Linked DNA regions of Mus musculus: region 1 is linked to region 2. Evidence: chromatin loops called from intact Hi-C (ENCODE). Cell type or tissue: gastrocnemius. All regions are shown on one strand.

What was found. A loop is a pair of places that touch in the nucleus more often than their neighbours do. Peaks named below come from ENCODE experiments on the same cell type or tissue, not always from the same donor. Only the 100,000 strongest peaks of a DNase experiment are listed, where the experiment ranks them.
Region 1: it touches region 2 in a loop (2.7-fold over the local background); 20 of 42 quality-filtered maps call a loop at or near these places.

The regions. Positions count from the first base shown.
Region 1 is chr6:134,655,950-134,663,949 of GRCm38, forward strand. All of the region lies in intron 2 of Borcs5 (BLOC-1 related complex subunit 5), which reads left to right. Among named protein-coding and RNA genes, the nearest start is that of Borcs5, 19 kb to the left of the region's middle. In gastrocnemius, a CTCF peak has its summit at 3,591 (motif pointing right); a DNase peak (open chromatin) is centred at 3,608; H3K4me3 peaks cover 170 bases; H3K27ac peaks cover 1,167 bases.
Region 2 is chr6:134,943,297-134,951,296 of GRCm38, forward strand. The region is part of intron 1 of Lockd (lncRNA downstream of Cdkn1b); the gene reads left to right. Among named protein-coding and RNA genes, the nearest start is that of Lockd, 18 kb to the left of the region's middle. In gastrocnemius, a CTCF peak has its summit at 4,296 (motif pointing left); a DNase peak (open chromatin) is centred at 4,293; H3K4me3 peaks cover 500 bases; H3K27ac peaks cover 1,339 bases.

The DNA.
Region 1 (8,000 bases), 290 kb before region 2:
GGGCTACCACAACTAGTGCACAGCAATCCTCAGTATATCATAACCCTTGCTACCAAGGTGTTAGACTCCACTAGTGCCTTGGTGTCTGCCCACCTCTCTACCGTGGCTCGTGGTGAAAGGCCTATGCCTGGCCTTGTTTGAGAGTCAGAAGTTGTTTGCTTATTATTACCTATGGTTGTTTCTCCAGCTTCATGGAATTTTACTCCATGCATTTCAGATAGTCTTATTTGGAGATTCACAGTCACCCCGGTGCAGAGCTCAAATGTCCCTTTACTGAGGCCTTGCCTCTCCCATGGCCTGCTGTGTCAGCTGAAGACACTAGTTGTTCCAGTACTGCGTCGCCACCTTTCCAGATCAGTAAAGAAAACTGGGCTTTTCTCAGAGATACCCTTTGCTGTGGACTGAATGTCTTTATCAGTCCAAAACCAGAGGCTGCAATGGAATTCCTATGATTGTATAGGGAGATGGGATCTTAGGCCTGTAGGTAATTTGATTATAAGAGTGGCACCCTTAGGGGTGGCATTCATGTCCTTACAAGAGAAAGAAGAACATTCTTATCTTTGCCAGGTGATGAGACAGTAAGCAGACTGCCATTTGTAAACTAGAACCAGGTCTTGGGACTCCGGGGCCATGGATGGTCCAGGCTTCAGAACTAGGAGAAAGAAAGAGTTGTCGACTAAGCCACCGTCCATATTGTTCTAGTTACAGCAGCCATGACTAAGTCACCTCCCTGCTCTACATCCTGGAAACTGCCTTCAGGCAGTAAGCTAGGAAAACAGAGTGCTTTGTTTTGCTTCTCTTGGGGACAGAATGGCACTTCCTGTGCAGAGCATCTGAAGAGTCGCCATACACTTTATCTGCTTCCTATTTGTGTATGGCTGGAAGGCAGAATAGTTCATTCTTTTTAGAAACTAGGAATTTCTATAAAAGTAGAAAAAAGAAAATTTTAATCCATTTAAAAATTTTTTTTCCTCTTCTTGCAACACATTGCTAAGTGTCTGAGAGTGTTCAGACAGGACAAACGCAAATGTACAACGTGGCCGCTAACCTTCAGGAACTTTGGTAGATTTGTGGGCAAACTGAATAACTCACGGTAATATAGTGTGAGTAAAACTGCTAGTACACTGCTAGTAAAACTGCTAGTAAAAAGAATAGGCATGCATGGAAGGGGGATGGTTTTATCGGCTATTTATTTACAGTCCAAATGTTCTCCCCCTTCCTGGTTTGGAAGGGGATTATTAACATAGCCTGTAGAATATTCTGCTGAGTAGGCTTCACAGAGGAAAAACATTTGAGCTGGACTCCAAGGGATGAGTGAGAAACTACTATATAAAGATGGGGGGGGTTCCAAGTTTTATAATCTTTGATATAAACAAAAAGAAGCTATATAAAGCCAAACTAGCTCTTTGCTAAAGTTATATTTGGGATCTGCTGTCATCTAGACAGCCATAGGTCAGGAGGTAAAAGTCTGCTTTCAGCTTAGGCTTTTTCTGTCCGTGACTGAGGTAAGTTCTCCCCATATCGCCTGGACCATGATAGAAAAACAGGTGAGAATCGAACCATCCCTCTACCTCAGTAGTATACTCAGGTTTTGATTTCAGTTACTCTCCTGGTTAGCTCAGCTTGGGTATGGTGCATCAGCCCTGTAATCCTAGCACTTGGAGGCAGAGGCAAAGCACGGCTGTAATTTGGAGATCGGCCTGGGTTGCATAGCAAGTTTGAGGTCTCCTCGGGCTCATAGTGAAAACCTCCCTCAAACAAACCAACGTTAGAGTAATTGCCAGCATGTGTACTGAGTATTCATTATTTTTATTTACATTTGTAATTTGTGCTATATTCTGAATTTAAACCTAAGTATGTGGAGCCATGTCACTGTAAACAATATTCCTATCTGAGCTAGTTAAAATATTGCTGAGGTATGACAATAAGAGATGTATTTATTTTCTCTGAAGCTCGTCTTTGTTAGTAGTTTGTGACAGCCTGAATACATAAGGGTAGACTGTATAAAATTCAGTCAGTCCTTTTAAGTTTTTTTACTTTTCAAAAACCCTCTTTATACTTCTACTTTTTTTTTTTTTTTTTTTTTTTTTTTGGTTTTTCGAGACAGGGTTTCTCTGTGTAGCCCTGGCTGTCCTGGAACTCACTTTGTAGACCAGGCTGGCCTCGAACTCAGAAATCCGCCTGCCTCTGCCTCCCAAGTGCTGGGATTAAAGGCGTGCGCCACCACGCCCGGCTCTATACTTCTACTTTTAAGCATACTAGCAACTAGAAGTGAAATGTCAATTTAGGAAAGGTGAGGCTTTATAAATATTTCCAGAATTGAAAAAAAAAAAAGTCCTTTCCACGTCTCAGATTTTAACTGATGATTGGACAGCTTGATTGGTAACAGTCTTACAGAATGCAGAGTTGATTGTGGATAAAGTTCTTAACTCCTGAACAGAAGGGAGTCAGTCACATCCTAGATTTAGAACTCTGCTGTCTAAAATATTTATTCATCCATCTAGACAAATGTATTTATTCTTTTTGTTCACAGCTATCTTTAGGCTAGAGATACAAAAGCAGAACCACGGTTATGGCCCACGAAGAGTCCCTGGTGTAAAAAACAAGGGGGTGGGAGGGCCTGTCATGGCAGCACATGGTAAGGGCTCACAGATGTGGGGAACCTAAGGGAAGACAAGCTATTCTGAGACGTAAAGGTTGCCGAGAATGAGAAGAGTGTGGAAGAACCTCTGGTCATCTTGCGAGTGTGGACTGAGCACGCCTTATTCTAAATGCCTTGGGATATTAATGTTTTAGGTTTGGGGTATTTTCATAGGCTTTAGGTGTTTTGAAATCTGAAACTTCTGAGCACTGACACCGAGTTCAAAAAGTTTCACATTTTAGAGCATTTCAGGTTTTTGAAGAAAGGATGCTCAATATATAACGTCTTTGGGTAGGAGGGGGTTCAAGACAGGGTTTCTCTGTGTAGTCCTAGCTGTCTCAGAACTTGCTGTGTAGACCAGGCTGGCCTTAAACTCAGAGATCTGCCTCCTCTGCTTCTCAAGTGCTGGAAATAAAGACATGTGTGATCACTGTCTGGTGCAATCTGAAATTATTTCCAAAATGTTTAACAGGTTACCAGGTGAAACTTAAAAACTGCTGGTGGTCAGGCCCTGGCTTCAGAGTCACTTTCAGGGACTGGGATATAAGGAGTGTGTTACACTAGCATTTTAAGTGACCTTGAATGGGTGCATGGGCCATGTATTGGATAAACTAATTTGAAGATGGTAAATTTGAATTCTACTTATTGTCACAAAATTTAGATTATTCAGTAATGATTTTAGTGATGATTGCTTTGTGGAGCTAGGGGTTCCTCAGGCTTACTCAGCAAGTGCTGTAGCACAGAGCTGCTTTCGTTCCTCAGCCCCAGACGGTTTTTGTTTTTGTTTTTTTTCCTTTTTGCTTGTTTGTTTTTTAAAGGCGTGTGATTTTGGAAACTTGCTATTGGACTTTGGGTCTTTGGGATCAGTCTCAAGTCTTCAGGTTTGGAGGCCGGTATCCTAACCCTCTGAGCCATCTAAAAGTGACAACACTTTTGCCACTAGATGTCACTAGAATAAAACAGCTGGCTGCGGAAGTGTCTGTACCCTGTGCCCAGTGTTAGGAACATGGGCTCCCGAGCATCTGGATCTCCGTTTAGAACCAGGTCACAGCTCATTTCAAATGCAAGTTAGCTGGAAAGCATACATGTTCTGTGACATGACAGTCATCTGTAATTGCCTCCTTTAGTGTTTAGCAAGACAGGAAAGGAAAAAACGTCTGACCAGAGGAAACTCTAGCGTGACCTTACATTGTGTATGTAGGAAACTCTTTTCAGTTTATCACTGTGCTCAAAGAAATAATTGTGTTTATTGGAGGCATTTTAAATATCTGTCTGCTGGTGAGTGGATAAGTAAAATACCACATGTCCAGGAAATGGAATAAAAATCCTACTTAGCACTAGAAAGAAACTAGTGGATGAGCTGGAAACCACAATTGCGTGGATTCAGGAGAGCCAGCCCAAACTGGGAGACCCTGTCAGCAGGATGGGAGGAAAATAGGTTGGATGCAATGATCTAAGTAGAAATCAAGAGGTGAGAAGACCTAAGTGAAATGATCTTCATTTTGCAGGTTATCCTTGGTCCTGCCTTGAGTCTGGGTAACATTGAACCTGAGTTTCTGGTTACTGGGTGTAGATGGAGCCATTTATTTTGTTTATTGTCAGTTCTTTGATAAGTTTCATACATGTATATGATGTATTCTCTTAATTCCTCTCTGTACCCTCTCATCCCCCTCTCATCCCTATGAACCCCCACACCTTGTCTCTTTCCATGTGGTTGCTGGGAATTGAACTCAGGACCTTCAGAAGAGCAGTCAGTGCTCTTAACCACTGAGCCATCTCTCCAGCTCCCAATACTGAACTATTTCTTGTGTTTAACATCTAAAGTTATTTTGTTTTTGTTTTCTTGAGACAGGCTCTTATGTAGCCCAGGCTTACCTTGAACTCACTGTGTAGCCATCCACCTCCAAAGTGCTGGGATTTCAGACACGCACCATCATACCTCATTCTGTGTGGTGCTAGGACTCAGTCTCAGGCCTTCATGCATGCTAGACAACACTGTCTCGAATGAACCTCATCCCTGCTCAGAGGATCACAGGTTCAAGGCCAGCCTGCACTACAGAGTAAGACCTTGTCTCACCCCACTTCCAAATTTCTCTCTTCAAATACTATCTTTATCACTGTTTAATTTCAGTTTGGTTGAATAAATTTTGATTTTCTTTTTTCATTTCCCCTTTTCTGGGTGCTTCAGGGTTATGCCTTTTTATTGTCTTGTTTTTAATCTTTACTGGGGCCTTTAAACTTTTACATTAAGATTTAAGCCATGGTTATCCGAGGCTCTCAGTACACATCTCCTCCTCCTTATTTGAGATAGCCTTGTAGGGCATGCTGCTCCCACTTCTGGCCCCTGGATCTCCCGAGAGCACACGCCAGGTTCTTTGTATCTTTTGTGCTTGCTGTCACACAGTCTTCCTGTGTGCTGTAAATGCACTCTATCTGACTGTTCCTGCCTTTTGCTTTAGGTCGGGTGTTGGCAAACATTTTCTTTAAAGGCGTGGTGGTAGTTTAGGCTTTGCAGGTTCTCTGGCCCTTGTTATAAGAGCAACCACAGGTGATGGATGAAAGAATGAGCGTGACTGTATTCCTATGTAACCTGACTTATAACAGCCCAAAGGAGTAAGATTCGGCCTTTGGACCATGCTTTGTTGACTCCCACTTCAAACGCTCAGTGAGTTGGTGATTAGCCATTCCCAGAGACTCCCCTTTCCTTAGGTAGGTCCAGGTTTCTGTTTGCCATCCTGCTCCTCCCTAGAGGACTTCCCTTAGCATTTCTTGCAGTGTAGGTCTGCTAGTAATAAGACTCTTGCCCTTGTTTATTTTTCTGAAAAAGTCTTTATTTCTCTCTAGTTTGTTCATAACTATACTCTATGAAGGAAATATTTACTTTTACTTTATGTACATGCATGTGTGTGCATCACAAGCACACAGTGCCCAAAGAATCTAGAAGAGGCCATCATATTTCCAATGTTTTAGTTAGGGTTTCGTTGCTGTGAAGAGACATCATGACCAAGGCAATGCTTATAAAAGAAAACATTTAACTGGAGTTGGCTTACAGGTTCAGAGGTTTAGTCCATTATCATCATGGTAGGAAGCATGGTAGCATCCAAGGAGATATGGTGCTGGAGAAGGAGCTGAGAGTTCTACATCTTGATCTGTAGACACTAGGAGACTGTGTGGCAACACTGGTTATAGCTTGAGCATAGGAGACCTCAAAGCTCACCCCCATAGTGACACTCTTTCTCCAACAAGGCCACACCTCCAAATAGTACTATTCTCAATGATGAAGCATTGAAACACATGAGTCTAGTAGGCCATTCCTATGAAACCATCACACCCTAGAAGTGGCCTTACAAATGGTTGTGAGTTAACATGTGGGGCTGGGAACAGAATTTGGGTCTTTTAAGCAGACAGTGCTCTTAACTGCTAAGCCATCTCTCCAGCCCTCTCCTTAGGATTTTATTTTATTTTATTTTATCTTATTTTATTTTATTTATATGAGTACATTGCAGCTATCTTGAGACACAGTAGAAGAAGGCATCGGATCTCATTACAGATGGTTGTGAACCACCATGTGGATGCTGGGAATTGAACTCAGGGCCTTGAAGAACAGTCAGTGCTCGTAATTGCTGAATCATCCTCAGTTTTAAAAAATGGTTCTTGTTTTTGTTCTTTCTGTATCTCTATTCTTTGTCTTACTTCAACAAATTTTCCTTTAATTCTTTTTAAAGTAAGATATAGTTTAAACACCACACAGTGCACCTGTCTTATTATGTAGTTCTGAGAATGTTGATGGATCCATACCATTGTGTTAGCATCCTCATAACCACAGTATATAGTAATCCCTCCATTCCTCAGAACTTGTGCTGTGCACCTTTGTGGTCAGTTTCATCCCTTACCTGTGTGCCCACCGCCATTGCTCTGCTCCCTGATCCTGGAGTTTACCTTTCCCAGTGCTGTATAGAACCATGCGGCACGCATCCTTTAGAGTCTGTTTCTTTTTCCACTTAGAGTAATGCAATCAAGAGTTATTCATACTATCAAGAGCTTGCTCCCTTTCATTCCTGGTGTTTGATTTTATGTATGTATCATAGTTTGAATATTTTTTAGTTGGAGAAAATTTGGAATGTTTCAAATATTTGACAGTTATAAACAAAGACACTGTAATAGCAGTTTTATGGAAGTTACAATGTATGTCAAGATGGCTTTTAAAAATATTAAATGAAGCTGGCTATGGAAGCACATGACTTTAGTTTCAGTAATTGGGAGGAAGAGGCAGGCAGATCTCTGAGTCTGAGGCCTGCCTGGGCGATAGAGTGAGTTCTAAGACAGACAGAACTATACAAAGAAACTGTGTCTCAAAACAAAAACAAACACAAAGAAACAAAAAACTCAAACACAAATTTAATGAACCAGTGTACATTGAACAAGGACTATCTGAACATTCAGGTTCATAATATTCTGCAAGCATTATTAAGACTTCCAAAATAGAAATGCCTTTTATTCTCATAAGGTAAAAAATTATAGAGTAGTTGTTTTCTGGGCTGAGGTGGTTCCTTGAGTGACATGATTTTTGTGTCACTCAGGCCTCTGATTGCAAACCTACATGCATTCCATGTTGGTCTGTCTAGAGTTTGACCTATGCAACTGAGCACCTACTCCAAGTGCAATCTGGGTCCTCTGTGTCTTTCCACAGGCTGGACCTTTTTTATATGCATGCTATATTCCTTTCAGTATAGCTCAAGTTAAAGTTTCTCAGTAGCACATTCCCTTGAGTCCTGTAAAACCCTAAAGTATTTTCACATGCTTTGACTTTAAGCCACACCTCCCCACCATCTGGTTTTCCAGATAGTTTTCAGATTGCTAGTATAAGATAAATATTGTTTGACCCCATTGTGAAGTTATGTTTCTGTATTGTTGAAGCTTTTTGCTTTTTCTATTTCTATAATTTTTACAACTAGCATCCTAAGTGGAAAATTTCAGATGACCTTAAAATGCTTAACAGGGCAGAATCCAAATGTAAAGGCTATAGGAGATCACATAATACTATTCTTGACAGAGCAAGAACTCTTTCTGTCTGGTAAGTTTTGAAATTACCTAGGTTTACCTTAGGATTTTAAGAGGATATTGCTAATGTTATGTGCAACAAGTGACAGATAATGCTGCTTATTTATTGACAGTTTTTGTTTGGTTTTGAGACAGTCTAAAAGGCTTCATGTGCACTGTGTAGCTCAGGATGACTTCCAATGCCCTACCCTCTTGTCTTTACCTCCATGCTGGAACTTAGGCATGGGCCATGATGCCCCACTTACAGGTTTCTGGGGCTCTAACCCAGGTCCTTGTATATGAGGCAAGCATTCTATCA
Region 2 (8,000 bases):
ATCCCTCCTACCTCTACCCCCAAGTTCCTCTACCTCCCCAGTACTGGGATTAAAGGAGTGTGCCATCATACCTCAATCTTGGTGATAGATTTTTCTTTTTTAAGGTCCCTGGTGTTTGGTAATTTTTTTTTGTAGTATTTTATTTATTGCTGACACAGTTTGGCCCAGAGAAGGATTTTAGATTTTTCTTCCTACATCTTTGCTCAGCTAAACACCATTGTTCAAGATCTCGAACCACCAGGGCATAAAACTGAAGTACTGAGGCCCCTTCCTAGTGTTTGGCCTTTAGAACACTTGCCTAATTCTCTGTAGTAATTACATTCCTGTCCATCTCCTCCAGCAGACTATTATGAGCACAATACACTAGTCATGTCGGAGATAACAGCCTGACCTCAGCGTGGCTGCAAAATGAAGCCACTTTTGGCTTTCCTAAGCCATCAGGTAACATCGTCACATGGTCTTCCTTTTCTAATGAGAGCCTAGATATTCACTGCTCATCCCGCACGAAGGGACTATTGCTTTCCTCGACTCCTGTGAGTATGTAGTTTGTGGCCATGAATTAGGAACTTAGCTTTCTTGGAAAATAACCTGAGCTGTGTCAGTGGAATGCATTGATGCCAGCAAGGAAATAGGAATCCTGGGACTGTGGCCAGAAGGAACCTATAAGTCATCTTGTCTAAAGTCCCTGCAGGAAATTACAAATTAGAATTCTCTCATCTGTAAATAGAAAGATTGGGCGAGTGACCTCGTGTACCCAATATTCTGTGATCCAGCTCAGGTCAGCCAAGTACAGGGTGGTAACTAAAGACTGGTCGGGTAATGGAAATGTAAAATGATTTTCCCCAGTGCACAGTGCTCTTGAGTAAGTCACGGAAGAGCTAGTCTCGCAGGAGGCATTCTCTGGTGTGCCAGCTGCGAAAGATCAAGGAATACAAGTTTGGGGATAATGTTACCAGTAAGATCTCACGTGGTAAGAAGATGGAAGAGGTTCAGTTTTCTGTGGTTTGTTAAGGCATCCTCCAGTTAATGGGGATGGTATTTATGCCTCCCTTACGTGCCTAGGAAACCAAACACACGATACAGCGCTTAATGCTATTGGTGTTAGGTAGAAAAAAATAAATTCTAGAATGCCCTGAGCATGCTGGAAGTGGGGCAGGAGGATCAGAGGTTCAAGGTCAGCCTAGGCTACATGAGACCTTGTCTCCAAAAAAAAACCCTAAAAAGTGGCTACAGAGATTGCTCAGTGGGTAAAGCGGCTGTCACAGAGCCTGACAACTAGAGCTTAATTCCTGGACCCCACCCACATGGTGGAGGGAGAGCCCTGACTGCTTCAAACTGCCCTCTGACATCCACATGCTTGGCTGTAGCATGTGTGTGCACTCACGTGTGCCCATACCAAATAAATAAGTAAACAAATATGGAATACATATTTTTATATATTATGTACGTATGTGTTTGTATGTGTGTATGCATATATATTATGTGTGTTTCTGTATGTATGCATGCATATTATTAAATATGTGCATATTATGTATTATGTGTGTGTGTTTCTAAGAGGCTGAAACTGGCTGTCTCCCTCAATCTCTCACACATTTTTTGTTGTTGTTGTTTGGTTTTTTTTTTTTTAAGACAGGGTTTCTCTGTGTAGCCCTGGCTGTCCTGGAACTCACTCTGTAGACCAGGCTGGCCTCAAACTCAGAAATCCACCTGCCTCTGCCTCCCGAGTCCGGGGATTAAAGGCGTGCGCCACCACTGCCCGGCTTCTCTTACACATTTTTTGAGACAGTTTTCTACTGAACCTGGAGCTCCTTAGCACAGGAACACCTTGAATTTTTTTCTCAAAAGATTTATTTATATTTTTATGTGGGTGAGTGCTCTGGCCACTGTTTGTACATGCACCATATGTGTGCAGTGTCCATGGGGACCAGAAAAGGCCATCAGATTCCTTTGGAGCTGGACTGACCCAGGGCTGTTAGTTGCCATGTGGGTGCTGGGACCTGGGTCCAAACCCCCAACCCCCAACAGGGTTTCTCTGTGTAGCCTTGGCTGTCCTGGAACTCACTCTGTAGACCAGGCAAATCTCTAAGTTGGAGATCCACCTGCCTCTGCCTTCTGAGTGCTTGGATCAAAGGTATGTGCTACCCAGCTCAAAGCCTCTTTAAAAAAAATTAATTTTTATTTATTTTTTTAGAAGACATTTTCTTTTTTTTCCCTTGTTGTCTTCCTCCTCCTCCTCCTTGTTTTCTAATATTTATTTATTTTATGTGAGCCCACTGTAGTTGTCTTCAGACACACCAGAAAGAGGGCATCAGATCCCATTACAGATGGGCTGTGAACCACCATGTGGGAATTGAACTCAGGATCTCTGAAAGAGCAGTCAGTGCTCTTAACTGCTGAGCCATCTCTCCAGCCCTTATTTTTATTTTTAAAACCACATACGTATGTTTGCTTGTATGCATGTTCCTTCAGAGGCCAGAAGCGTCTGTCAGAACCCCCTGGGGACAGAGTTATAGGTGGCATGAGCTGCCTGATGTGGGTGCTGGGTCCTTCGAGAAGCAGTATGTGTTCTTAATTACTGAACAGCCTGGTCTACAGAGTGAGTTCCAGGACAGCCAGGGCTCTCCAGGTCCCAAACCTAATCCTCTGCCTCCACCCCCGAGCACTGAGACATGGGCTTCTGCCACCACGCATCCACCCAGCCTTTCCTTGGTATGCTGCTTAGCACACACGAAACACGACTATTAAAGGAAAAGCTTCATTAAGTGAAACTGATGTAGGACGACATACTTGAGCCATCAGACCACACAGTGGTCATAGTAACAGGATTTAGGTATTTGAAGAGTGAGATCCCAGCAAGAGCCAGGCATATGAGGCCAGAGGCTGGGAATGCAGCCCAGAGGTAGGGGGCTTGCTTAGCACAGAGCCTGCGTTCTTTCCCCAGCACTGAAGGGAGTGAGAATTGAAGGCCAGTTTGGATTGCGGAGACTCTGTGTAGAGTCTGCCTGTTGAATCAGAGGCCTCAGGAGGTCGACCTCATCAAGGCTACTTCTCCACCCAGTTACTGGTTTTAGCGGGAGTTCCCTTCTTATTGTCGTAATGAGTGGCTGCTTGTGCTATTTTTGGGCCAGTTGGTGTTTTGCTATTTGGCTGTATAAGCTAATAGCCCATGGATGAAAAAAAGACTCATTTTCTTTAAAGAACCAGCATAAAAAAAAAACTTCAGTGTGTGTGTGTGTGTGCGCGCGCGCGCGCGTGCGCGCACGCACACGCACACACACACACACACACACACACACACACACACACACACACACACACACACACACACACAAGCACTTGAACGTGTGCCAAGGCCAGAAAATAACTTGGAGAATCAGTTCGCTTCCACCGTGTGCGTTCTGGGGCTTGAACTCACGTCATCAGGCTTGGCAGCAAGCATCGTTACCTTCCGAGGATCCTCTAGACTCTCAGCAGCTTTTTTTGTTTTCTTATTTCTGTGTGTGTGTGTGTGTGTGTGTGTGTGTGTGTGTGTGTGTGTGTGTTTAAACTATTTTATGTGTTTGAGTGTTTGCCTACATGTATGTTATGTGCACGTCTTGCATGTGGAGATAAGAAAGGGATGTGGGACACCCTGGAACTGGAGATGTGCGTGGTTGTGAGCTACCCCACGAGGAGGAATCACAGTCAGGTCCTCTTTGAGAACACCAAGCGCTCTGAACCACCGAGCCATCTCTCTAGCCCTTATTTCTGTCTTTTGTTCGTCTGTTTGTTTTTGGTTTTTTGAGATAAAGTCTAATGTAGCTCAGGTTAGTTTTAAATTACCTAGGAAGTAGAGGCTGGCCTTGAAATTTTAACTTCCGGTTTCAACCTCCAAGCAGCTAGTATCATAGGTGCGTGCCATTCACACCCACCCACGGTTCATTCTCAATCTCTCTCTCTCTCTCTCTCTCTCTCTCTCTCTCTCTCTCTCTCTCTCTCTCTCTCTCTCTCTCTCTCTCTCTCTCTCTCTCTCTCTCTCTCTCTCTCTCTCTCTCTCTCTCTCTCTCTCTCTCTCTCTCTCTCTCTCTCTCTCTCTCTCTCTTCCTTCTTGTTTTAAAGTTATTGACCATTATTAGCTTCGGGGCAAGGTCTCACTAGTCACCCAGGCTAGCCTTCAGCTTTGTCCTCTTGTTTCGGCTTTCTCCCAAGTGTGTGTGGGGGGGGGGATAATAAAAATGAGCAACCCAGGGATTTTTGTTGTTGTTGACTTGTTATTTTGGAACTTGAAGATTAGCAAAGAGAGCCCTCTGCTGGCCAAAGTGGCACAGTGACCAAAGTTGATCCGAGGCTAGGCCAAAAGTTGCCGCGGGCCAGATCAGCTGTCTTTGGGTTTTTCAGTTAACAACTTAATATTTTTCTGTTCATTTCTTCAGCTGTCAACCCAGGTTTGTTTGGAGCTCGTGAATGTGATCTCTGATCCCCAACTCAGTCCCCGCTCTCACCTCCACCATTCATGTGTAGTTGAAGATGACTCTAAACTTCCAGTCTTTCTGCCTCCACCTCCAAGTGTTAGGGTTCCACGGGGTGAGCCCCCTACCCCCGCGCCAGTTTTCTGTAGTGCGGGGGAGGCAGAGTTTTGTGCATGCTAGACAAGCACTCTACTGACGGGGGGCTAAATCCTAGTCTCCCACTGCAGAGTCTTCCATGTTTAGGAAAAGAAGTTTTTATTGGGTGTGGTAGCTCACGCCTGTAATTCCAGGCACTTGGAAGACTGATGTGGAAGATTGAATGGATTTCAGGCCAGCCTGGGCTACATAGTTAGGTACAAGCCAGCTTGGGCTACAGAGTAAGACCCCCCCCCCCAACCCCCGACTCCTGCCCCGGGAATGTCGAAAAACAAACTCCAAAAAAAGAGCTGGGCATGGTGGCATGGTGGTGGTGCACAGATTTAATCCTAGCAGTTAGGAGGTGGAAGCTGGCGTCTATCCTCTCAAAAAAAAAAAAAAGAAGAGAGGGAGACAGAGAAAGAGAAAAGTTAAAAGTCTTACCTTTTATACTTCTTGAAACTAAAAACTGTGGGCCCAACCTTGAAATAACTCCTACATCTTATCACCTGTTTCCATTTTCTGCCGCCCCTCCCCCCACTGTCCTGCCCCCCCCACACACACACATTGCCCTCTCCCCACTCTGTCCTGCCTCCCTCCTCTGCTCTGCCTCCCACCCACCCCCAACGCGCGCCCCGCCTCCCCTTTCCAAGCAAGACAAAATAAAACCAATCTTCACTCAAAAGAATGATGGGATGGAAAGCTAGCTGGAGGGAAGTGGCCGCTTATCTCCTGCAGATCCCCAGCTGAATGCCAGCGCTGGGGCCCAGTCTGCTGTACACCTGAGAAACGTTGAGCTCGCTTCTCATGTCCCTGGCTGAGTTGTGGACCGTGGGAAAGAGGGCGCACAATGGGGGAGTGCTGGCTGCTTATCTAGAGGAGAAAGGGGATGTCTCCTGGGGACCTTCCATGGAGGCTTGGCAACAATGCGTTGCTCTTGTGTGATTGCACTGAGAACTTCCCTGCCCGTTGCGTTTTTTTTTTTTTTTTCTCCCCTGAAACAAAAATCTTATGTAGACCAGGCTGGCCTATACCTCTCAATCCTTCTACTTCTAAAGAATATAGGCATGTGCTACCTCGCACTCCCAACTGTGTGTAATCATTATTAATTTTGAGACAGGACCTTACTATGTAGCCTGACTGTCTTGAAACTTGCTATGTAGACCAAGCGGTCCTTGAACTCACAGAGATCCACTTGCCTCTGTACCCTAGTGTTGGGATTAAAGGTGTGCACCACTATGCCTGGTTCTCTGTACAATCTTAGCTAAGTAAAAGGCCTGCATAAAATAACAGTTAAGTTTGTAGTCCGTATTTTATTATATTGTTACTGTAGGATATGATACTTTCTAACCATGAGAAGGTCTCTCTCTCTCTCTCTCTCTCTCTCTCTCTCTCCCTTTGTGGAGGCTAAAGTTAGATATCAGTCAGGCATCTTCCTATATTGTTCACACTTGCATTTTTAAACCATGGCCTTCCACGCTGGAGTTCCCTAACTGTCTGGAAAGGTTGGTCAGAGAGTCCCTGGGATCCTCCTGCTCTTAGCAATGGGATGACAGGTATGCTCCATCATGCACCTTTTTGAGGTGTAGGGCGGCAAGCCAGGGCTTCGTGAACCCTGGGCAAGCACTCTGCCAGCTAAGCTGTATCCCATGCCCTGAAGCTGCACTGTCTGAGATACCTGGACCATCACTGCTTTGTCTGTAGAGATGGCCTTCCCTTGTACTTCTTCCTCCCCTTCAAGGGTTGTGCAACATCCCTCTAGGAGCCTGTAAATGCTTGCATGCCACACATAAGCACCTGGATCCATTAGCTAGCCACAGTCGTCTTTCATTTCTTCTGAGCTAAAACCTCTCACTGGATATTTCGAGGGAAAACGATGAGACCATTGGATTTGAGGATATTCTTAATGCTCCATCACACTGATGGGCAAGCCATACTTGATGGCAGAATATAAGCTGGGCTTGCTGTAACATCAAGTGTTGGCAGGAGGGACAGTATTTTTTGTAGTTGCTTCTGCTACAGTCTGATGTACACAGCATGAAAGTGCTTAGAAGGAAACTAAAGTTGCTTCTTACTGTTCTCGTCCCTGCTTCCTTGGTGTAATATGGTACATTTTACTGGAGGTGTAGTCTCTTTCTTTCTCTCTTTCCTTCTTTCTTTCTTTCTTTCTTTCTTTCTTTCTTTCTTTCTTTCTTTCTTTCTTTCTTTCTTTCTTTCTTTCTTTCTTTCTTATTTTTTTAGGTGTCGTCTCTTAGTCCAATGGGTGAAATATTTAATTCCAGAAATTTCATATACTATAGTGAGCCAACTATGTAGATATTTTATCTCATTCTTATTACTCCCCCAAGCTCCCTTCCCCGACTCTTGCTGGGGACCAGACTCTGGGTCTTGCACGTCCTAGAGAAGTGCTCAATACCAGTCACCTATACACCCAGCTCCTAACTATACAGTTCTAAAAAGCAATGTGCCCTTGTAAGAGTTTCAAACTACACCCTATAGTTTCCAGTCTTGGTATACTATTTGTTTGCCATCTATCTATCTTATTTATTAGCAGGCTCTTATACTGTCTGTTGGCTTGCTTGCTTGCTTATTTATTTATTTATTTATTTATTTATTTATTTATTTATTTATTTATTTATGAGCAGGTTCTCATTCAGCCCAGGCTGGCCTTTAACTTACCATGTAGCCCAGGCTGGCCTTTAACTCACCATGTAGCCCAGGCTGGCCTTTAACTCACTATGTAGCCCAGGCTGGCCTTTAACTTACCATGTAGCCCAGGCTGGCCTTTAACTCACTATGTAGCCCAGGATGGCCTTTAACTCACTATGTAGCCCAGGCTGGCCTTTAACTCACTATGTAGCCAAGGATGACCCTGACCCCTGATCCTCTTGTTTCCACCCCTAAAGTGTTAGGACAACAGGTGTGTGCAACACTCCCTGCTTTGCTGTCGGTCGCTCTGGGACAGGGTCTTGCTGTGTAACTTAGGGTGCCCTGGGATTCTGTCTGCATACTGGCAGCTTGAAAGCATGCTCTTTCTCTTGAGAATGCTGGAATTACAGACTTAGGGGACCACGCTGGGTTACACTGTTGATGTTTATAGTGAAGTTTTGTGCATGGTAAATTGTATCCCTCTGCTGCTGCCACAAAATGTCTTGGGACAGAGGAGATGGCTCAGTAAATAAAGGGGCCTGGGTTCAATTCTCAGGACCTACATCCTACATGGTGCTGGAAGGGATAACTGAGCCCTGCAGGTTTTCCTCTGATCTACACACAGACAGACACACATACAGACACACAGACACACACACACACACACCACCACCACCACTACCACCATGGCATGTATGCATGCAGCCAAACCCATATCCGAATAATTAAATGAAGTTATTTTTGTTTTGTATTGTTTTTGCATTTGTG